Regions from separate parts of the Mus musculus genome. Here all the other regions are linked to region 3. Evidence: chromatin loops called from intact Hi-C (ENCODE). Cell type or tissue: heart. All regions are shown on one strand. Region 1 overlaps Mnd1 (meiotic nuclear divisions 1). Region 2 holds the start of Tlr2 (toll-like receptor 2). Region 3 holds the start of Mnd1 (meiotic nuclear divisions 1).

Evidence for each region. Peaks named below come from ENCODE experiments on the same cell type or tissue, not always from the same donor. Only the 100,000 strongest peaks of a DNase experiment are listed, where the experiment ranks them.
Region 1: it touches region 3 in a loop (2.4-fold over the local background); 3 of 42 quality-filtered maps call a loop at or near these places.
Region 2: it touches region 3 in a loop (2.8-fold over the local background); 2 of 42 quality-filtered maps call a loop at or near these places.

What each region holds. Positions count from the first base shown.
Region 1 is chr3:84,087,698-84,095,697 of GRCm38, reverse strand. Mnd1 (meiotic nuclear divisions 1) reads left to right here. Exons shown (of 8, transcript NM_029797.3): 7 at 2,099-2,143; 8 at 7,524-7,764. The coding sequence ends at 7,630. Among named protein-coding and RNA genes, the nearest start is that of Gm30458, 30 kb to the right of the region's middle. In heart, a CTCF peak has its summit at 4,564 (motif pointing left); no DNase peak of the experiment used is centred here.
Region 2 is chr3:83,837,240-83,845,239 of GRCm38, reverse strand. It overlaps Tlr2 (toll-like receptor 2), which reads left to right and starts at 3,632. Exons shown (of 3, transcript NM_011905.3): 1 at 3,632-3,720; 2 at 4,104-4,351; 3 at 6,451-8,000. The coding sequence starts at 6,466. In heart, a CTCF peak has its summit at 3,841; DNase peaks (open chromatin) are centred at 3,719 and 5,599; H3K4me3 peaks cover 1,322 bases; H3K27ac peaks cover 888 bases.
Region 3 is chr3:84,151,014-84,159,013 of GRCm38, reverse strand. Mnd1 (meiotic nuclear divisions 1) reads left to right here and starts at 3,228. Exons shown (of 8, transcript NM_029797.3): 1 at 3,228-3,352. The coding sequence starts at 3,350. In heart, no CTCF peak of the experiment used is centred here; a DNase peak (open chromatin) is centred at 3,203; H3K4me3 peaks cover 1,476 bases; H3K27ac peaks cover 922 bases.

The DNA of each region.
Region 1 (8,000 bases), 63 kb after region 3:
CCAGCCCCAGATGGCTACAGTTTTGGTTTTGGTTTTGGTTTGTTTTTAAGATCACAAGTGTTGGCAAGGATGTGGAGAAATTGGAACTCTTGTGTAGCTGGTAGGATTACAAAGTGGTACAGTTACTTTAAAAAGTAAAGGTCTGGTATGATGGCACACACTTAGAATCCTATCACTTGGGAGCAGAGGCAGGAAGATTGTCAGGTTTAAGGCCAGCCTGACCTATATAGTGAGGTTCCAGATGAGCCAGGAACTTAAGGTAAGACCCTGTATCAAAGAAACAAAGAAAGACTCCATCTCAGATTATCCCTTCCTCAAAATAATACAGACTATGCAAGTCAGCAATTCTATTTCTTACACCCAAGAGAATTAAAAGTATGTTCAATGCAGTATCGTTAGGATTAGTGGAAATGGCCCAATGTCTGTCAGCAAATAGGTAAGCGAATTGTGAAATGCATTTTACTATAAAAAAATGATGGGTATTGATGACCCCTGAAAACACAGGTGTACGGAGAGAAGCCAAATTCAAGAGAATACATGTTTCCTTCACACTAAGTATCTCCACAGAGTAAAGCCATAAGATGGAAAGCAAATGGGTGGTTGATGGGGGCCAGAAAAGGGGGGATGTTGTCTGCTTTGTATACCTAGTGCCCTATTGTTGGTAAGATGTTCTATAATTAAGATAGTGGTAATGATTATACAATCCACTGATTTGATAGGGTGAAATCTGTCATATATAACTCTTATGTTATTTTCAATAAAAAAAAAAAAACATCAGAACTAGAGAGATGACTCAGAGTTAAGTTCTTCCAGGAGACCTAGGTTCAATTCCCAGCACTCACATAGCAGCTCACAACTGTCTGTAACTCCAGTTGCAGGAGCTCTGTCACCATTACGCAGATATACATGTAGGCAAAACACCAACACATAAAATAAAAATAAATAAATTTTTTAAAAAAGTAAATGTCAGCGGGACATGGTGGTGCATACCTGTAATCCCAGTACTCAGGAGGCAGAGGCAGGCAAATCTTTGTTTGAAAGTGAATCCCAGAATATCAAGGGCTGTTACACTGAGAAATCCTGTCTCAAAAAAGCAACCAACCAACCAAGCAATAAACAAAAAAGTCATCATTGTGAGTAGTATTTATGCCTAGTTGGTCATGTCATTGTTAGGTTCTATCTAAGGTGACTTGGAAGATATTTGCACAAATACATTTAGTAGCAAATCACGTAGTCATTGCTCTAAATTTTTTGGTTTTGTTTTGGGACAAATTCTTACATGTAGTCCATGCTGGTCTCAGACCTGAGATCCTCCTGTCTCAGCCTCCAGCATGAAGTAACAACCATGTGCCTAGCTAAGGTTAGATATTTACTGTATAAAGTAAATGAAACGTTTTCTCCTATGGGATTATTTTCTTGCCTCTAAAATGTTTATTTTGATTTGTTGTGTAGACAAAGTCTCTTAGGACTCACTATGTAGACCAGTCTGGTTGTGACCTTTAAGAGATCCCCTTGTTTCTGTTTTCTATGTGAAACACCATGCCTCGCTTGTCTCTAAAAATGTTTAAAGTTAGATTTATCATAGTGTAGGAATATATACATAAAACTCTTACCACTAAGTTGTTTTTGTCATTTGATGAGGTACGTTGTCTCAGAAGCATCTCATTTAAACCTGTACTTTAGAGGCTGGCAGGGTGACTTAGAGGATGAAAATGTTTGCCACCAGGTCTCACAGCCTCTCCAAGGCGACCTTTCCACACCTCTGCTGTGCTACCCCCAGTAAACAAGCAAACAGACAAATAAAGTGTATCGAATAAGCCTGGGCTTTAAAGAAGTCAGTACAGTGGGGGTGAGATTCAGAACAGGGAGGCTGTTCACATTGTCTTCCTGTTCTTTACTGAGTGTAGCTGAATAACCCAAACTTTTCTTGAGCATTTGAGGAGGTTTTTAAGACAGTGTTAGAGTACCATTTGATCTTTTTCATGGTAATTTCTAATGCATGTGAAATTTATAATACATTGGTTCATATCTGTAGAGGGTTGGAGATAGTCTTATTTGTATAAATAAATGCATATTATTTTATCCTTTTTTATTTCAGGTGAAGCAAATAAAGTAGCTAAAGAAGCCGCCAATCGATGGACTGGTAAGTGGGACAGTGACTACAGCAAAGGCTCCGCCGTGGCATACAAGCCAGTGTCTTCACACGAATTATGATTCACCTTTATAAAAGTATATTTCTGTTCTGTGAGGCCAGCAGCAGCTCCAGGTCCAACTTCTGTGTGGCTTTGCCTAAGCTAAGCTCCTGATCACTGCCCTTTCATCTCTAATGAGGTGAAACTGAAGTTCCATGTGGCTTTGCTTTTCTTTGGTGCTGGGGACTGAATGTGAGACTTCATACGTGGCAGGCAAACACCCTCCCGTTGATTATATCTGCAGCCTACAGCTTCATGGGTTTGAATTTAGAATCCATTTGGGAGTATCATGGAATCCTGAAGGTTTGTCGCCTGCAAGTAAGAAGTGCTAATGTGTTGTAAGGGCTCTTTGCTGCTTTACTGTTATGAGTGTCTGTGGTGTACGCTCATCTTATCTCTGTGGTAATCCTCAAGGCAGGTGTGATCATTGCACCTCAGTGTGAAGAAACAGTCAAGGTCCAAGGAGTGCACAGCCACAGTGTGTTGGGCAACAGGAACTAGACTAGCTTTCTGAGTCTTCACTGGAAGCCTGCTTGCTTTTTCTGGTGTACATTTAAGAAGTAGGAGTTAATAGGGCACTGTGGCACCAGGTGTGGTGGCACCTGCCCACAGCTTAGTGGTTGGGAGGCTGAGGCAGGAAGACCCTGAATTTAAGGTCAGCCTGGACTAGATAGTGAGATTCCATCCTGTGTCAAGTCTTTTCTCCCAACAATGCATTCTGTGTATCCTAAAGAAGACATTATTTAGGAGAAAATAATGATAGTTATGGTTTATACACAAGTATGATTAACAAGATTAAACCTGCCAGAAAGTACCCCTGATGTTTCCCAATATTTGATAATAAAATGATGGTGACTGAGTGTTTCCACCTGGGGACAATCTAACGCTGCCCATGTATTAGTCCTATCACTGTGCTCCCACGGCAGGGTATGTCTAGGGCTGGAGCAGAGACGGAAGAACTTACAGGCTGTTGAGTCTCAGGTTAGCCTCGGAGAGCAAGCATGTGTGCCAGTTTCCTGCTGCTGGTTCAGGCTGTGTTTCACAGAATGCTTAGACCTCATTTCCCATAATCCATTTTATAATAAAATAAGTAGGAAATATTAATAACCCTTTGGCCTTCTAATTATCAGTCTGTCTGTCTGTCTATCACCTATCATGTTTATTTTATTTATATTTATTTTATTATGAGTTGTTTCCTAAACAAAATAGTGCTTTAGTGAAGAAAAGAGAAGAGAAAAAGAGCATTGTATCAGGTGAAGTGTAAGTGAGAAATATGTCATTAGGTATGGTGACACATGTCTGTAATCCCAGCACTCAGTAATTGGAGCAAGGAAACCAGTCTTGGCTATGTAGTGAGTTCAAGGATAGTCTGGCTACATAAGACCTTTCCCAAATAGCTAAGAAAAATAATAGTGATAACAAATATGGTATATAAATCTGATAAATGTTAAATTTTGAGTGTGCTAATGAAGCAAGGGGCCTCATGGATTAAACAAACGATGGTGGGGGAGGGGGGGCTGAGATGGGTCAGGATCTAAGTTAGACCCATATGACAGAAGGTGAGAGCTGAGTCTGACCTCCACTCATGCACCATCTCACACACACACATGCTCACTTTGCCCCTACCACACATAACGTAAATGAAAGTGTATGACTTTCCTCCAGTAGTTTGTGAGGAGCAGCACACAAGTGGTGGGAAGGACAGCGCGTGTGTGTGGCAGAGGGTAGCCGCTCGCAACGCCTCGTTTGCTCCCTGACCCTTTGAGCTTTTCTGAACTTGTGCCCTGTCTGGTCTCTGTGAATAGTGCCTGCCTCTCACTTTGGGGGACTGAGTAAGAGCCTGTCGGCTCCTCTCTTCAGATGGGATTTCAGAATGAGCTTCCCTCTCTCTCGTTCCCCAATGCAGTGTAAGTTCCAGTTGTTAAGTAAGCAACCGTAAGTTTTCCAACTCATCATAAACTTCCAAAATTATCATTAGAAAAACTGTGGGAAGAACTTCTTTCCTTTATGGTTAGCTGCAAATAAAACAAAACAAAAACAACAAAACAACACCATCCTGAGAGTTTGAAAGATGGTAGAAAAATTGTTTTTGGGTTTTATTGATTTTGAGATAGGGCTTCTCTGTTTGCAGATCTGGCTGTCCTGGATTTAACTTTGTAGACCAGACTGGCTTTGAACTCAGAGATCTGCCTTCCTCTGTCTCCTGAGGACTGGAAGGGGTGATCCTGTGCTAACAGAATTAGTTGTTGAGAACTGTCTTTCCCATGCTCTGGACGTGGCCTAGTTGGCAGGCTGCTCAGCATAGATCTCAGTTCCAAATAAGACCGCAGGGTAAAGAGTACCTCCAAGCTCAGCCCTCTGGAGGCAGAGGAAGGAAGGGCAGAAGTCAGTGTCATCTCACACTGTATGGACTTTCCCATGCTAGCTTGAGCTAGTGACTGTTTCATTCCCATTGAAGGTAGCAGCTTACTCATTTCACATAAACATGTGTTAGGAAAAGATGAAGATAAAAGATAAAGTGAATTATACTAAAGAAAAACCTCCCTGATTTCGAAGTGGTATTTATAGCAAAAATTATATTAGGTATCAGTTAAAGCCTGGTTTCTTTTTACAGCAGTGTCCTTGAAATATATCTAGAACCTCCAGACTAGAGAAGATGGCTCAGTTGTTAAGAGCACTCATTTCTCCTGCTGAGGACCCAATTTCAGTTCCCAGCACCCACATGGAAATTCGTAAACCCGCGTTCACCACCAGTTCTAAAGTATCCAACACACTGCCCTGGCCCCCAAAGGCTCCTGCATGCACGTGGTATAAATAAACTCATGCAAGCACATTCACACACACATACTTCCATCTTAGTTTGGGTGTCATTGCTGGGAAGAGATATCATGACCAAGGCAACTCTTATAAAGGAAAACATTTCTTTGGGGCTGGCTTACAGTTTCAGAGGTTTAGACCACTATCATCACAGCGGGAAGCATGGGCACACATAGTGCTGGAGGAGCTGAGAATTCTACATCTCGATCTGCAGGCAACAGAAGGAGACTGTGTGCCACACTGGGCATAGCCTGAGTATATAAGAGGCCTCAAAGCCTACCCCCACGGTGACACACTTCTTCCAGTAAGGCCACACCCACACCAACAACGCTTCCCCTTCTAAAAGTGCTATTCCCTATGGGCCAAGCATTCAAACACACGAGTCTGTGGGGACCATACCTATTTAAACCACCACAATATAATGAATACACATTGTTTTATTTTGTTTTTTTAGTTTCTCTGTGTAGTCCTGTCTGTACTCTGTAGACCAGGCTAGCCTTGAACTTAGAGATCCGCCTTCCTCTGTCCTCCCAGTGCTGAGACTAAAGGTGTGGACCACCGATAGGTTTTTAAGAATACAATATATTCTGATTATGGTTCCCTCCCAACTCCTTCCAGAATCTTTCCTACTTCCCCACCCACCAAAATCCACACCCTTTCTTTTTCTCTCTCATTAGGACACATAGAGACATCTAAGAAAATAATGATAAAATAAAAACAAACCAGAAGAAGACAAAACAAACAGAAGAAAAAGCCAAAGAAAAATTTCAAACACATAGTCATAGAGACACATTTGCACACACAGAAATCTCATAAAACACAACCAGAAATCAAAATATGTAATGTTTTTTAAAAAAATATTGTCTAAGAATTTAATATTTTAGTTTATAGAATGAGTGATTGCCCAAGCTTTTAAATATAGATGAGCTGTTATCTTGCTAAAGTTTTGCTACACTTTACATCTTATTTAACAAATTACATCATAATAAACTCAGGTGGTAGATTCTTTGTTCTGTGCTAGGAATCAAAAGGCATCTTAGTGCATGAAGTGGATGGAGTTCACTGCAAAAATCTTGTTAGCTTTCTATAATGCATTCTTATAAAAACAGTGGTATTTTGTTAGCACTATTGATTCTTTAAGGAAATATATATATATGCACATATATACGTGTGTGTGTGTGTGTGTGTATACATACTATTAACCAGACTCAAAGACTATACAGTTCAGTGCCTTTCTATCCAGTTAGGATACAGCACTGTTTGTTCCACTTGAGGTAGTAATATTTACTCTAGAAAGAAAATTGAATTCCAAATTTATATTTATTTAATACACAGAAACAAGTCCATGGAAATAGTTTATTAGAGAAAGCTTCAATTCCATGTATTGACTTTCAGGGTTGCAGATTAGATACTACAGATTAACAACAGAAATGACTACTCTCACCAATCTGAAGGCTGAGGTCCTGTGTCCTTTGAGACCACTCTGCCTTGCACATGGCTGCCTCCTCCTAAGTCTTCCCATCTTCTTTCCTTTGCCAACCTATGATCTCTCTCTCTCTCTCTCTCTCTCTCTCTCTCTCTCTCTCTCTCTCTCTCTCTCTCTTTGTGTCTTAACTATAGACACCAATCAGATTTTGCTAGGGTCTACCTTATTGATTTCATTTTAATTCAACCATCTTTTTTCAAAGATTCTGCCTCTAGAACATTGTATGCTAGGTGGTTGGTGGCTAGAAGGAGGGATGACAAGACATGGCCACAGCGCTTAGGAAGGTCTTGCTTTAATCTTTTATTTATTTTTACTACTAATGCACTATGCTCTGACAGACTTGGAAGACCTGCGCCATTGTTCTTATGTTTGTGGAAAGCATTTTAACTAAACATTACGAAATATATGAGAAATCTATAGAATTGAGGGGTTGGGGGAAGACTGTCATTCTTGCTCTGTGGGGCAGCTGCCTTTGCACATCGGTAATGCCCTGCATCCCTTGCTGCCGAGCACTGATGCTTGAGGCATAGGCATTGACCCCCCCCCCTTTTGTTACTGCACTGGGGTGAAGATGCTTGTCTCAAAATTTTTTTATACAATTTGGGGTTTCCCCGTTGGGGTAAATTCCTTTAACTAGGTGCAACCCTCTTTTTAGTAGTACAATACAAATTGCCTGTAAGGATGCTGAGGACACAACTTTTTCTATGGTATTTTAAGAGGAGTACCCTTTACACCCCTCTCGCCTGGTCCCTCAGGCTGGCTGCTTGTCTGGAAGCCATTACTCCGACTGGAAGGACAGAGGTCTGGAGAGAAAGTTCTCCCTTTGAGAGCAAGAGCAGCTGAAATTGCTGAGGGAACGAGCCCGGCCTCAGGAAGCTGCCCTGTCTGTAGTCTTCTTCCTCAGCACTCTTAAGGAGCAAAACACTTCTTATTTTAATATATCTGAGAGTCAGCATGGATAATTAGAGTACGATGTTGTATGATTGTGTGTTTAATTCTCAATTTTTTTTTCAATTTTTCTTTTTTAGATAACATATTTGCAATAAAATCCTGGGCCAAAAGAAAATTTGGGTTTGAAGAAAGTAAAATTGATAAAAACTTTGGAATTCCAGAAGACTTTGACTACATAGACTAAAATGTTGGTGCTAAACAAGGATCTGGGAGCTTGTGAATATGTCAAGGTTTAAACAGCTAACTAATGTTACCCAGTTATCATCTATCTGCTAATTGTTTACCGTTTTGAAGCTTTAAATAAAGTATACAATAAGGATGTCCTTCTCCTCTTTTTGGTAAGTGTATCCCACAGTACTCATTAAAGCAGAGTGGAGCAAACAGAGCCCCCCATCCTGTCAGGTCAGGAGTACATGGGATTCTTCAAGAGCAAAGACAACATGATAGAGTTTCCAGTCTCATTCAGATACTAAATACTGGATACATTTGAATGCCCTGTCACAAGGACAGACAGACAGACAGACACACACACACACACACACACACACACACAC
Region 2 (8,000 bases), 310 kb after region 3:
TACTTCAGTATATCCTTAGGTACTCCAAGGAACTTAGAATATGGTAAAACTCTGCCTTCTTTTCATATTTTTCTGCTTGGTGTTATGACAGGTACTGATATCAATTGGTCCACTTTTTCTGGGTCCTCTTGAAAGGGGCCAGCTGCCGGGTCACTAAGTCTGTTACGTCAAGAGACACTGTTCAGCTCCGCTCCTTGCAGTTCCTGCGTCTGGAAGCAGTGGGTTCTGGTGTCTACACTTCATTCATCAGTGCCCAGTTAAGCTCTGAAAGGGGGAGGGAGCGCATGACTCAGGAGTGCTGAGTGGATGCCATTGCATCTGAGGTATTTTCACACAGAAGAGCTAACACCATGCCCTGGGCATTTCCATCCAGTCACGCACAAATGGGTGCATCTGTAAGCACCTCTTTTTTCCCCCTAAAAGGATACAACGAATGAAAACTATTTGCCTTGTCTTTGGGAGTTTTCTGTGTTTGGTTCCAACTTAAAGAAGTCCACCTCATTCATCATCTATGGATTGGCTCTTCTAGTACAAGAAAATCAAGGTCTCTCCTTCCCCTCCTCTCCCCCTCTGCCTCTCCCTTCCTACCTACCTCCATCCTTCTCTCCTCTCTCCTCCCTCTCCCCAGTTCTACATCTCCTTCTCTTTCTCCTTTCATTCCTTCCCACTTTCTCTTTATTTTTCTATTTTCCTAAACTTTATATTCCCAGAATATAAGTTCCCTAAAAGGGGAAAATAAAAATATTACTGTTGGGGTCTTAACTGCAGCAGAGCATGTGTCTAGCATTCAGGAGGTCCTGGTTTGGTCCCCAACACCAGAACTTGAACAAAAGCAAAACAACAACTGAGATCCGACTGGATTCTATGGGATCTGTGTCTCAGTTAAAAGACAGACGCTTCTGAATGCCAGAGAGGAGCCCAGAAGCCTGGAGCGCATGTAGAACTGTCATTTGGGTGAACATATAAAATAGTCAGTGTTAATCACCGATGTTTTGAAATCCTTCCCAATTTACAAAGTGAAAATTTTCATGCCAACCACGAAATGAAAGGAAACATTAATCCTCTCTGGAGGTGGCCCCAGAGAGATACCTGAGGACTGTTTTGTTGGTGGCTGACACCTATCAGAGCAGTTAGTAATCAAGTTGAGCATCACTGTAGAATTGCCTGCACTGCACAGATGTGCTGCCCGGAGGAATTTGTGGATACGTAATTTTTTTTTTTTTTGACAGCATCTCATGTAGCCCGGGCTGGCCTAATTACTCCATGAAATCCTTCTTCCTTGGCCTCCCCAATCGTGGGATTCCATGTGAGTCCCCACAGCAGGCAGAAATCAACGGCTTTTGCTCAGCTTTGCTTTTAGGATCACAGAGCAATAAACTCAGTTAACCCTGGACGGCCAATTCGAGAAGTCAGCGTAGAGAAGAGCAGCTTCCAGTGTTAGGGAAAAGAAGCTCAAAGGAGTTTTTGCTCAGTGTTTGAGAAATCCGGAGGAAGGAAGGCAGGCATCTGCTGTAGAGCCCGAGCCGCTGAAGCTGCACAGTCACATGGGAACCTGTAAAACCAGACTTTGCAGAGCACAGAAGTTCACTCTCAAGCTTGAATTGGTGCTTATTGATCTAGTTTCACTGATATTTGAAGGGCTAAGGGGTCAGAAAATGATAGTCCACAGGAAGTCACTTTGGAATCCAAACTCACAGTGTTTGTGACAGCAAAGATAGCAGGGGCTTTGTCTGAGTCTTCTTATCTATACAACACTGGATCAGCCAAAGAGGAAGAGCATTGCCTCTGGCTCTTTCAGAGATGAAGCTCACAGGGAAATGCCAACCCATGCTAGAGCTCAGAGGCCTATGGCTGCATTTTCTTCCCTGGAAGCAAACCTCCTGGAACTGTAAACTCTTGCTCGTGAAGAGGTTTTTGACGCACCAACACACTGGCCCTTCTTTGAGTCTCCTTGCCTTGCATGGCTGCCAGGGACATGTGTATGGGAGGAAATTTGCTTCTCTCTTGTTTTCGGTTGGTTTCAGCAGGTTTAAGGAATGTAGCTTTCAGAGAGAGAGAGAGAGAGAGAGAGAGAGAGAGAGAGAGAGAGAGAGAGAGAACTTCTCTATAGGGCAGTGGTTCTCAACCCGTGGGTTGAGACCCCATGGTGGTTGCATATATATTTTCATTACTATTCTTAACAGTAGGAAAATTACAATTATAAAGTACCAACAAAAATAATTTTATGGTTGGGAGTCATCACAACATGAGGAACCGTACTGAAGGGTTGCAGGGTTAGGAAGGTTGACAACCTATAAGGACAAGGGATGTGGAGCTGAGGGGAAGAGACCCCCTGGGTTTAAGGGAAAAATTCTGACTTCAAATCTCAGCTGCTATTTCTGATTCACAGGACATTTTCTTGTGAAAATGGGGGTAAGGTTGCTTGCTCTGCATCCAATCTCGCCTTGCCGAGGTCAAATGGGATCACAGGCACCCGAGGCAGGTGATTAACTTGTTTTAAAGTAGGGGGTTTCCCCTTACAACTGGAATATGGAGCCACATCTCCACCATGAAGCAAACCAATCTACGCTGTTTTCAGAATCACTCTGCGATGCAGCTATGGGATAGAGAAAGGGAAGTACTTAGCTTCAAAGCCATAGATAGAAGTGGGGGCCCCGAATCTTCCCCATGCTTAGAAGGGGGGCTGTTCTGGGGGCCAAGGAAAGAGAAACATATCTGTGCCATCCTTATCCATTCATATCCCAAGCACAATGCTGCCATTCAGGTCTGCATGGAGGCTGGTAGACTCTGTTATCAGATGCTGAGCAGAAATGGATCCCAGAGACATAAGGGCAGGGGGACAAAGTGTTGAAAAGGAGGAGAAAGAGAAAATATTCCTGAGCCCAAGTTGCAACCTCTGAGGATGGAGAGATAGCAAAAGAGTTCAAAAGATGTGTTTGAGGGAGAAGTGAGATTCTGAGATTAGAGTAGTTAGAGTTAGGACCTGGGTCTTGGCAGCCCTGGCTGTCTAGCCTATCCTTTTGGGCCTCGATAGGGTATTTAAATGATTATCAGTAGACAGCAGAAAAGTAGCTATTCAGTGTAGCCACATCAGGAAGACAACTAAATAATGAGGGTGTACGACGCCCCCATCCTAAGTTCAGCATCCTGTCACCACAGGTTTAGATTTAGATAATACAGAAAGAATCCATAAGTAGGCAGTTTTGGTCAAGGTGTGCTATCCCCCCGAGTCATTCAGCCATCATTGTCCAGGCCTCCAGTGTTTTCCTCATGGTGAACTGATAAAAACTCCCTGTGACTGGCACAGGGCTGTAATTTTTTAACGTTTCCTAGCTGGAGCATTCCAATAACCAAAGAGAGTGCGTCTCTTCAGAATATCCTCTTCCTTCCAGAATCCTTGCAGCAGCTCAACTCAGCCAAAAGGCGAGCTGGGAGGCAGCTTTCTCTTTAGGACACCTGGGGAATTCCCACACGGAGCCTCTGGACTTTCAGTTCTGTTTTGCCTGCCCTGTGGCTCCTGCCAGCTCTGATGCCAGGCTCCGTTCCCCTTGCAGACCCCTGTGGGCGGCGCTTGCCGCACCGGGGGCGGTGCTGGCGACCGGGAAGTTCGGGGCCCTGACCTGGGGACATCCCCTTCCCTCACTTCCAGGTCTTCAGTCTTCCTAGGCTGGTGCCCAGATGGCTAGTGGGCACGGGGAGCGGCGGCTGGAGGACTCCTAGGTAGGTGGATCGGTCCTGCTGCCGGGTTGCTGCACCCCTCCCCGGACAGGGTCGAATCGACCGGGGCGGCCGCTGTGCTGTGCGGGGACCTGGTTTCCAAAGTGAAGCACCTGCGCCCCCAGCCGGGCGGATCAGCTTTGGGGCCAGATGTTTGTTTCCTGCTGTGATCCCTGCAGGAAGAGGGACACCCAGGGAAGAGGGGGCCACCGGAGAGCTGCAGCCACTGTCCCAGAGCCCGCGGCTGTGTGATCTGCGTCTTTACAGCCTTTCTGGCCCTGGGGTCACAGAAGGGAGTGTCTGTAGTGTCTCTGAACCCTGGGAAGCTAGGGTGAACGGTGACGCTGTCCCAACTTACATCCAGTCCACCCCTCTCTTGTCCCCAGGCTCCGGGCAGGCGGTCACTGGCAGGAGATGTGTCCGCAATCATAGTTTCTGATGGTGAAGGTTGGACGGCAGTCTCTGCGACCTAGAAGTGGAAAAGATGTCGTTCAAGGAGGTGCGGACTGTTTCCTTCTGACCAGGATCTTGTTTCTGAGTGTAGGGGCTTCACTTCTCTGCTTTTCGTTCATCTCTGGAGCATCCGAATTGCATCACCGGTCAGAAAACAACTTACCGAAACCTCAGACAAAGCGTGAGTGGAGTCTTTTAATAAGTATCTTATGACTTCTTCAGTCCTATAAACGAGAACCTTGTGTTTACATCTTAGATGTCAGGAAAAGGCTTTTCTAGTTTCAAAAAGGAGAAATATTATTTCGGGTGTAAAACGCTCAGATTGCCTGGAGGCTTTTGATCTGACAGAAAGTTCTTCAGCAAAGAGCAAATGGTAGGTAAGGTGGCTGGACTCAGACGGAGAGACCCTTTTCCTCCCCAAAAGGGAAATATTATGAGTACTGGAAAATATCTTATTTCACTACACTCGAAGTTTTTTGTTGTTTTTTTGTTTTTTTGTTTGTTTTGTTTTTGTTTTGTTTTGTTTTGTTTTTCTGTTCTAAGCAAAGAACACTTGCACCTTAAACCTTTAATTAGTGAATACAAAAACTGCCAGGCATTGACAGTATGTTTTGGAAGTTTCTAAGCTACCAAGTTTTTGTTTGTTTGTTTGTTCTAAATTTATAAGTTAACATTTAACGGGATAAGTGCCCAATGAAAAATCACCCTCCCATTTAAAGAAGTGAAGCTTAAGGGAGAACACTTAACATAGGGAAACAATTCAGAACGTTCATAATGCAACGATTGGAAGCCTCCACATATTAATTATATTGAATAGAAGGTACTTCACTTAAATGATCAAGTTAGTAGCGTCAGGAAAGAATTAACATCTACAACCTACAATCATAGGCTGGCTTAGCTTTTTTGAGATGGTCTCAGGCCTTATGCTGAGACCGCAACTCATCGTGTGATTGTGGATGTCTTTGAACTACTGACTTCCTGCCTCCGCCTGCCTGAGTCTAGGTGTCCACAACTGTGCCCTGTTTATTCAGTCCTGGGGGTCAAACACAATGGCATACTAGCAAAGTGCTACAGACAAGCTGCATCCCAGGCCCATCGCCTGCTGTGTCTGAGATAGATTCCTTAGGGGCACTAAAGGGGAAAATGTACAACCAGCTATCAAGAGAAGCTGTGGGAGGGAGGTGGAGAGGTGGATCTGCAGTAAGGAGTACTTGCTGATCTCTCAGAGGACCTGGGCTCAGTTCCCAACACCCACATGGTTATAGGGGCTCTCATGTCTTCATTTGGTCCACATGTGCACATTCAGGCAAAACACTCACACACTCATACCTATACCATACAGTGGCACTTGCCACCAGGCCTGATGACCCGAGCTCAATCCCCAGAACCACATGGTGGAAAGAGAGAACTGGCTTCCTCAAATTGTCCTCTAACTTCCACATTTGGGTAGTAGCGCACGTATGCCATCCCCCAACCATTACAGAAGCATAAAACATATTTTGGGAAATTGTTGCGTTATTTCACTGAGCAAATATGACCACAGCACGTGTGGTTGCATGGAACAGCTACAGGGTATAGGGCCCAGAAGGTGCCCTGGGAGACGAGCCTTGGATTCTCCCAGGAAAGCATACTGGGGAAGTGAGGCAAACTACCTTATTTCCTTTTCATTCATCTAAGTAGCCAATCTGGGATTGGACACAGCTTTCCGAGAACTTAACTCAGCAGAATGAGAAGGTTCTGGGGGCCTGAATGTCTCCCTCAATTTGGCAGACTATTGACGCCTCTCTGCCTAGGGCTCTAGACATTCCTTTTGTCTGGTAGTAGTAGGAGCAAGGCAGAGTGAGTAGGCTGTTTCCGTGCCCAGTGAGAGATCACGGACCAAGGGAGCAATGAGTTGAGTAAGAGACATCCTTGGTGAGCGTTAAAGATAGGAGCCCGCCACTAGAGAGCCATAGGCCACATCTAGTTCATTTCTTTAACTACTGACTTGTTCATTCTCATTCATCTGTTTATGTTCAACCCACATTTATTGAGTCCTGTGTTGTTGTTGTTGTTTTTGCCTCTCAGATGATTGTTTTTACGTTTCTTCATCTGCTATTGCTACTGTATATAACAAAATTAATTTTTAATTTTCATTCATGTATTGTGTTTGCCTGTAACTTATTCCTTGCATGAGGGAGAGAGACAGAAAGACAGAGAGACAGAGAGAATGTGAATAAGCGTGATAATAATGATATGTCCTCAGATACACTCACTCACATGAGCGTCATTTGTTTTAAGGTCAAATCTCAGAGGATGCTACGAGCTCTTTGGCTCTTCTGGATCTTGGTGGCCATAACAGTCCTCTTCAGCAAACGCTGTTCTGCTCAGGAGTCTCTGTCATGTGATGCTTCTGGGGTGTGTGATGGCCGCTCCAGGTCTTTCACCTCTATTCCCTCCGGACTCACAGCAGCCATGAAAAGCCTTGACCTGTCTTTCAACAAGATCACCTACATTGGCCATGGTGACCTCCGAGCGTGTGCGAACCTCCAGGTTCTGATGTTGAAGTCCAGCAGAATCAATACAATAGAGGGAGACGCCTTTTATTCTCTGGGCAGTCTTGAACATTTGGATTTGTCTGATAATCACCTATCTAGTTTATCTTCCTCCTGGTTCGGGCCCCTTTCCTCTTTGAAATACTTAAACTTAATGGGAAATCCTTACCAGACACTGGGGGTAACATCGCTTTTTCCCAATCTCACAAATTTACAAACCCTCAGGATAGGAAATGTAGAGACTTTCAGTGAGATAAGGAGAATAGATTTTGCTGGGCTGACTTCTCTCAATGAACTTGAAATTAAGGCATTAAGTCTCCGGAATTATCAGTCCCAAAGTCTAAAGTCGATCCGCGACATCCATCACCTGACTCTTCACTTAAGCGAGTCTGCTTTCCTGCTGGAGATTTTTGCAGATATTCTGAGTTCTGTGAGATATTTAGAACTAAGAGATACTAACTTGGCCAGGTTCCAGTTTTCACCACTGCCCGTAGATGAAGTCAGCTCACCGATGAAGAAGCTGGCATTCCGAGGCTCGGTTCTCACTGATGAAAGCTTTAACGAGCTCCTGAAGCTGTTGCGTTACATCTTGGAACTGTCGGAGGTAGAGTTCGACGACTGTACCCTCAATGGGCTCGGCGATTTCAACCCCTCGGAGTCAGACGTAGTGAGCGAGCTGGGTAAAGTAGAAACAGTCACTATCCGGAGGTTGCATATCCCCCAGTTCTATTTGTTTTATGACCTGAGTACTGTCTATTCCCTCCTGGAGAAGGTGAAGCGAATCACAGTAGAGAACAGCAAGGTCTTCCTGGTTCCCTGCTCGTTCTCCCAGCATTTAAAATCATTAGAATTCTTAGACCTCAGCGAAAATCTGATGGTTGAAGAATATTTGAAGAACTCAGCCTGTAAGGGAGCCTGGCCTTCTCTACAAACCTTAGTTTTGAGCCAGAATCATTTGAGATCAATGCAAAAAACAGGAGAGATTTTGCTGACTCTGAAAAACCTGACCTCTCTTGACATCAGCAGGAACACTTTTCATCCGATGCCCGACAGCTGTCAGTGGCCAGAAAAGATGCGCTTCCTGAATTTGTCCAGTACAGGGATCCGGGTGGTAAAAACGTGCATTCCTCAGACGCTGGAGGTGTTGGATGTTAGTAACAACAATCTTGACTCATTTTCTTTGTTCTTGCCTCGGCTGCAAGAGCTCTATATTTCCAGAAATAAGCTGAAAACACTCCCAGATGCTTCGTTGTTCCCTGTGTTGCTGGTCATGAAAATCAGAGAGAATGCAGTAAG
Region 3 (8,000 bases):
GTCATCACCCCACACTCAAAAATCCATAAAAATCCCCTGGCTTTAGGCTGGGCTCATGACTTCCCTGATCTCCACCTGTGAGATCAGTGAACTTACCCAAGAGCTGCCTCTCAATAAACCTACCTGCCTTTATACTTCTGATTCAGCTTTAATTGGTTATTTTTGTTGTTGGAGAAATCAATTATGTACCATGACCAGAAGAATGCCCAGATATTATTCTACTTGCTAGAGGATAGCAAAAGCCCTAAGTTCATTCCAGCACTTAAACCAACAACAATAACATCGACTCCCTATTCTATGGGCTTGAGATAAATGAATACAACGTCAGCTACGTGATCTATGGGGTCTGGTGTGAATTGAAAACACTGGGCCCCTTTTTCGTAGAAAGGGGCCTGGAGAAACAGTGTCTTAAATAGGGTTGCTATTGTAACAACACCACCACAGCAATTCTTGTATTGTTTTTAGTTTTTGGGTTTTTTTTCAAGACAGGGTTTCTCTGTGTAGCTCTGGCTGTCCTGGAACTCACTCTATAGACCAGGCTGGCCTCGAACTCAGAAATCCACCTGCCTCTACCTCCCAAGTACTGGGATTAAAGTCATGTACCACCACTGCTCAGTGGCAATTCTTGTGAAGGAAAATATTTAACTGGGTCTGGCTTACAGTTTCAGAGGTTTATAGTACACTCTCATCATGGCAGACATAGTGCTGGAGAAGAAGCTGAGAGTTCTACATCTTGAGCTGGAGGCAGCAGGAAAAGACTATGTGTCACACTAGATGTAGCTTGAACATGTATGAGACTTCAAAGCCCACCTCCATAGTGACACACTTCCTCCAACAAGACCACATCCACAAAATAGTGCAACTCCCTATGGGCCAAGCATTCAGTCACAGGGTTGATGGGAGCCATACCTATTCACTCCACCACTTACAGCTCAGTAAAGGGCTTGCTTTGTTGGTGTGAAGACCTGAATTCCATCCCGAAAATGTATATGAAGTGTTGGACATGGTGGTGTGTTTGTGACCGCAGCCCTGGGGAAGTAGAGTCAAAGAGACCCTGGATCTTGCTTCCAGGAGATTCTAGACTACTAGGGGTGCTAGAAGCTAGAGTGGGAGAAGCCTAGTAGACTCTGGAGTCACTGGGGTCCCAGTCCCCCCAGCCACTGTTCCACTAGCATGGCAACATTCTTCCAGCACCACCAGCTGCTGAGTGGTTGGAAGCCATCATTGACAGGTGACATCCTGGGGATTGGGGACACCAGGTAAACAAGAGTAAGTGTGTGGGCATGCTAGCTGTCAGAATGATCGGGAACAAAATCAGACCCACCCACATAGGGGACAAGAACACCACTGAGAAGAGAAAGGAAACATCACTCCGTCTGAGAACTGGCTGGGGCCTGTTTGGCTGAAATATGACAGACTGCCAGATTGTAGCCTGCTAGTTAGCTCTGAAGGTTCCCCATCTTTGACAAGATGATACCTCTCATCTTCTGCAGATGAAACTCTTGCTTTTAAAGTAGTTAACTGTTCAGCTATTCCCTCCCACGGCATACAAGACTCAGAGCTCACAGTCTGAAAGGTTGGGGAAAGATGTTTGTGGCTCATTCATAAGAGTTTGTATTTTAAGTAGCTAGGAATGATTCCAGTTCCTTTAAAGCATGGATTTAAAAGGTATTTGCGAGATGATTATAAAGCAAACTGCTTGCCTTCTAGAGACAAGGTTCCCCGGCTAACCCACCCTGCTGAGCACACAGCACTCAGATTGTTTCTTTCCATAAGCCCACACGCCTCTAGGGACTGACACAGCTCATTTTACTTCTCAGCTGGTCTGTTCACCGTACAACAGAAGCTCTAATTGGTTGACTTTTTGCTCAAGTATTTGACTGACTCTGTGCTTTGACCTCAGTCTTTAAAACACATAAATTATGTGCATAGATGAGCAACCAACCACACTTCACCATCACCTGGGAACTTTCAGTAAAGATTTCAGGTCTAATATAGGTTGACCAAAAAGAAAATGACTAAAATTGCTTGCATTTGTATAGTTGTTACTTGATTGGATAAACTTATTTTTATTGTAATAATAATAATAACATAGGAAGAGGAGGAGGGGGAAGGGAGAGAGAGAGAGAGAGAGAGAGAGAGAGAGAGAGAGAGAGAGAGAGAGAGAGAGAGACTTGCTGTCAGGAAGCCCTGTCCTGAAAACCTAGGATTGAAAAAAAAACTTAAAAAAGTAACTGTGATAAAGAGCAAATTAAGAACTCTAGAAAAGCGTTAATAAAGTGGATGTGATGAAAACTCTGTGTCACATAATTGACAGGAACATCTCTGCTATATGCCTGTTGTCAGGGTATGAGCATGGCAAGCAGGTTTGGATACATACTCACCCCCATCCCCGACTATTGCTCTCCTTTGTAAATGCTTTGGATGATTTTTGCTAATCACGTTTATCCTATCTTATAAAATAAAGGTTTTAGTGAAACTTTGAGAGACAGATTCACTAGTAGTTGCAAGAAATAATTTAGAAAGCTCCCACATACTCTTTATTAAGGTCTGACAGTCAGCAGCACTAGAATATTTACGTTTCATTTGTAATGCAGAACACCTGCACTACTCTGTACACTCTCACCGCTCTGTATCAGAGGACTTTTTAAGGCTAGAGGTTGGTGCTCGCCTTTAATCCCAGCATTTAGGGAGCAGCAGCAAGCAAATCACTGAGTTCGAGGCCAGCTTGGTTTACAGAGAGAGCTCCAGGGCAGCCAAGGCTACACGGAGAAACCTTGTCCCAAAAAAGCCAAATAATAAAATTAAATAAGACAAAAATAAAATAAAATAGAAAAAGAATTTCTTTTCTAAATGTACTCGTTTCTTGCAGCCAAAGCCCCATATTTTTTTTTTTAAGCTAAAAGAACACACTTAAAAGCGAAGACTCAAAAGTTGCCTTTTAAAAAGAAAACTAAAAGCTACATTGAACACTTAAGTAGTAAGCAACTCTGCAACCCCAGAGGCACGGGAAGGGAACAGAAGCCTTCCCTGCTCCAGCTCCCACGCCAGGCCCCAACTTTTCCTTTCTGCCTACAGGCTGCCCAACCCAGACTGGTCCATCTGGTCTCAGTCCGGCCCTGCCCATCTCAGGCTCCTCCCCTACTGGACCTGCCCATTATTTCAGGCCGCGCCCCTCACCGCCCTGCCCATCTTCTCAAGCCCCGCCCAGGCTCGGCTCCTCCCTCGGGTCCCGCAGTCCTACCAGGGCCGCCAGGGGTCGTTGCATCTCCCCTGCACTTCCTCCGGTCCTTCCCACCCCACGCGGTTGTTGGCGCCAGACTCAAACAGGGAGGCCGCCTCGCGCAGCATGGTAAGAGCGAGGCTCCGACGCGCGCACCTCTGGGCTTCGGGGCCGCGGCAGCAGGGGTTGTGCCTGGCCAGGCCTTGTGAGGTTGGCCCCGCGCCCACTGCTGCGCCCGAGCCCTGATGGCGGCCTGCGCCGCCCTGGTTCCGAACCGGAGCGTTCTAGAACCGAATCCAGAAGCCCCGCAAGTTGGACCGATCCGCGGCTCCCGACCGAGAACCCCAGGGCGCACGCGCTGCGGAGTTGGCCACTGAAGTGTTCAGTGCCCTTCGGTTCTCCTGGAATTAGAACCCGGGGCCTTTTACTTGCTTGGCACGGCGCTCCCCTTTTTCAGCTGCACCCCACCACTGTACTTAGTATGCTAACAGGAGCCGCCCAGATCACTCCGCCTTTAGATCATGGCAGTGACACCCCCACCCCACCCCGCACCCCCGCCTTTAAGGGCAGGGTAGGACGCCCCACCCCCCACCCCAGCCTCCCCCACCCCCCACCCCACCCTGCTCTCTGCGGGCCAATCCTGGTTTACTACCAATCGCCGTTGTCTATTCGGACTTAATGACTCTCTGCCCTTTGGATCGTTTTTTTTTTTCAACTACCTTCAAAGTTTTGTGTCATTCTTTCCACTTTTGGCGACAGAGTATCAACGAGTCGCTAGAGTGACCCCAGATTTTAATATCTTAATTTAGTTAATTTTGGTCGTCACACAGGGTGGACAAGGATCAGGTCGTTGGGCATTTATTTGAAAAAAAAAAAATTGCCCAGCTGTAATTATAACTGATAACGGCTTCTTTGTGGTTAAACTAACAGACGGGCCACCTGGGCATGCAATGGCCCAAGGAGCCCAGGACCAGATTCAAAACAACAGTGTTACCAGTGTTTGGTGTTATCATGTTTCTCTTTGTAGAATTTAAGTACCCGACTAAAAGGAACTAGGAATTATTGATGTGCCGGCCTCACCCTCTTATTTAACCCTCTTTATAGGGCAGTTGCCTACTGCCAAAGGGATTTAATGGCTCTTAACTCTTCACGCAGGTATTGCTATTAGTTTTATATATGAGCAGGAAAAAGTTCACTGTTAGTCTGGTCAAAGTTAAACTTTTGACCTCTTTCCGAATGTGAATTACTATTTCGATTTGGCTTGCTTTGGCAGGTAAACAATTACAAACGTAGGCCTGTAATCCCCAGATGGCTTTGCGTCTCCTTCATAATCTGAAGGCATCTGTGTTTTACCACAAGGAAATACCCCTCCCCAGTTTTGAGGACTTTCTTTTCTTTTTCTTTTCTTTTTCTTTTCTTTTTTTTTTTTTTTTTTTTTTTTTGGTTTTTTCGAGACAGGGTTTCTCTGTATAGCTCTGGCTGTCCTGGAACTCACTCTGTAGACCAGGCTGGCTTTGAACTCAGATCCGCCTGCCTCTGCCTCCCTAGTGCTGGGATTAAAGGCGTGTGCCACCACCGCCTGGCGTTCTTTTTCTTTCTTGCTGAAGTCTCTAATGTCAGTATGATGTCCATTTTACATTAGTTGTTTTAAATCTGACCTTGGATGTTTCCAACTGTGATTAGTAAGAACTCCTAAAAGGCACAGGGATAAATCATGCTGGAAGTCATGCTCCAATTCAGCTGCGTTTATATGATGTTTATATTGTGGTAGTAAGAGCGTTCCGAAACTGAGCTCCCCGGGACATTAGAGTCTCCTTGTTGCTTGCCTCTGGGGGATTGTAAAGAACTTTCCAGAAACTGTTTATAATACCAAAATATTAGGATTTGTCACCCCAGATGTGGGCTCTGTTTTCTCCTGATTTAGCCACATGATTAAGTCCTAATGTAGGGAGCTGAGCAAGCCTTGAATGAGTGAAGACCCCAGTGAACCTGTGTTGTTGACATGCATGGCCTCATCAGAGACACCCCCCCCCCCCCAGCTCCAGGCTTAGAGAGGTGGCTATGTTTCCCCCAGAAGAGGAGTGCGAGTTTTGACAGTCTGTGTGGAAAATGTTCACTAGCTTTGCTCCCTTGCGCACGTTTATGGCCTGAAGACCACTCACTCCCCTAGAGAGACTGCTCCTTGGTTACCAAGATTAGTTAAACCTGCCTCTGTGTTCAGATGTATGTAATAACCCTGCCTCCATGTTTATCTGTATGTAAGGCCCCACTGTAAGAAGTACCCTGCCTCTCTGTTCAACTTTACAATGCACGTACTGAGCTGCAGTGCTGCAGGTTTTCCATCCAAGAGCCCAGACCACCCAATCCCAGCTTTCTGCTCTGCTTTTCCTTCATTCCCTCACTGCTCCTGTCAGGCCCAAGTCCCTGGAACCATTTAGGGCAAAGGCACTGTACCCTAAAGAGATTTCCATTTCTTTCACAGAACCCCTGATGTCCTTGGTAATCTAGTGAGAAAAGCAAGTTAAACAGTGGAGGATACTTTTTAAATGTACACACCCAGGTCCGTCACTAGCACTGCAGTGTAGTTTACACAGGGTGCCCGAGGCAGTAGCCTTTCTGAAATTCTTAGGTGAGTATATATATGGTAGCTTGCTCTCACTGGTGAGGGAGGCTTAGCTGAGGAGTCTTGCTGGGTGTGATCTTCATGATTGGCTCAGCTACTGTAAGAGAGCAGTGTGGGAAGGCTTATAGAACCCTCGTGGATTCTAGCTCTGAACCTGAGGTTTAGACCGCAGTTCTTCGGAGCTTCCTGGAGCCTGGGTACCCTCTTGGAGAGAGCATTTTGCTTTCTCTCTGCAAGCAAGATGATGGCCGTGGGCTTTCCTGCTACTTAACTCACCCTGGGTTGTATAATTAGGAGTGTTGTGGGCTTTGAAGCTTGAGCAGCTTAGAGTTGGCAGTTTTACTGGTTGTGGTCCTGAAGTTGAGGGCTGGCTTCTATGTCAACTCTATCTAACCAGCTTGCTAAGTCCTAAGAAGGCAAAGGAAAGTGGATATTCTGAATTTTCTCAGTCTGCTGAGAGAGTGCAGTAAATGATACAATGCAAATGTGTCTTGGGAACACACACTCAGCCTGTGAGCTCAGCAGAGGGAAGCTGGTGGAGAGAATGCACAAATTATGCTTCAGGGGAACTTTCAGAGTATTGAGTGTGCAGAGGAGAAATTTTTTTAGGTAGAGGAATAATTTTATCATCATCATCACCACCATCACCCAAATTACATAGTTTTTCACCTTGTTATGGTAAATTTGGGGGTGGGATCTACTTTAAATAGTAGGTTGGGGTCAGGTGATAGAGGGCCTTCTACATCCTATTAGGATGCTTGATATGAGGATTGGAACCATCAGAGGTTTTAAGGAGCTGCACAGTCCACTTCTGTTAGAGGATGAGACAAAAGTGTGTTTAGGCAGCTGAGGACAGTCGCAGGTGATAGCCAATGAGGGCTTGAATCCAGGCAGAGGTAATGGAGTTGGCCAGGCAGGACATATTAGAGAATAGTTAGGAACCAGTGTTGACAGAACTTGGTAATTGGGAAAAAGATGAAGGCACCTAGGATGGCTGCCAGGTCTTTGGCATAAGTAAAGAGCGTATCTGAGACCTGAGATGTCGAATAGCAGGTTTGGAGTGTGTGTAGGAGAGAAAGAATTCAGTTTGGATCTGTTGAGTTTGAAGTCTGTCCAGCAGGCAGGTAGCTACATGAGATGGGAGTTCAGGAGCATATTTAGGGCCAGATATAAAGATCTGTGGGCTCATCGCAAGTGTTAATTAAAACTAAAGAAGATGAGATCAAAGAAGAGATTTGAGGAGAGGAAGGGCTGAGTAGTGGCTGTGTCCCAGGGGGACAGATAGGGGAGGGTGGGAGATGTGAGCGTGGAGGCTGCCTCCTTATGCACGCGCTCATCAAGAACCATCTTGGTGCTGTGGGATGAGTTAGCTTCTAGTGTTGCCAGAAGAAAGGGCCATTTTGGAGACTGATGCTTTCTTACCGAGTTTTTGGTTGGACAGAATCAGTCTTTATCTTCTTTTATCTTACATCTTAATAAACAGTTTATTTTTTTGTGATTTGTTGAGTAGCAGTTTCCTCCACGATTAAAACTTTGCATCTTGGAAAAACTCTTTAAGATATAGGATATGGAAAGGGACTTGAAACAGAAGAGTGTGGGAGATGGTCTGAGGCAGTGGCTCTCAGCCTTGCCAGTCAATGCTGTGACCCTTTAATATAGTTCCTCATATTGTGGCGACCCCTAACCAAGTGATTTTCATAGCTACTTCATAAATGTAATTTTGCTATTGTTACGAGTCATGTAAAGATATGCTTTCTGATGGTCTTAGGTAACCCCTGTGATGAAAGGGCCATTTGACAAACGCTGGTCTAATGAGCCATGGAACACTCAATACTGAGAGAAAGCTCATTGAATTGAGACAGGAAGTAAACTACCCAAAAGAGCTTTAGGAAGTCCCTGAAACTGAGCGAGGCACGGCCCTCCCATAGAGTATATAAGCAGTAGAGACTGCTGAGAGTCACTCTGTGATGAGCCTGAAAGAGCAAGACCAGTGGAGCAGCCTGAAGAACCAAAGGCCAGCCGAGCAGCCTGGGAGAGAGAGGCTCACACTGACTGAGCTGGGAAAGGACACTGCTGAGGTGCTGCAAGGTGTACGTTGTGCTCCAGATTTGCAGCCTTTTGAGCGGCCATGTATGCTAGGGTAGGCTTTGGTGA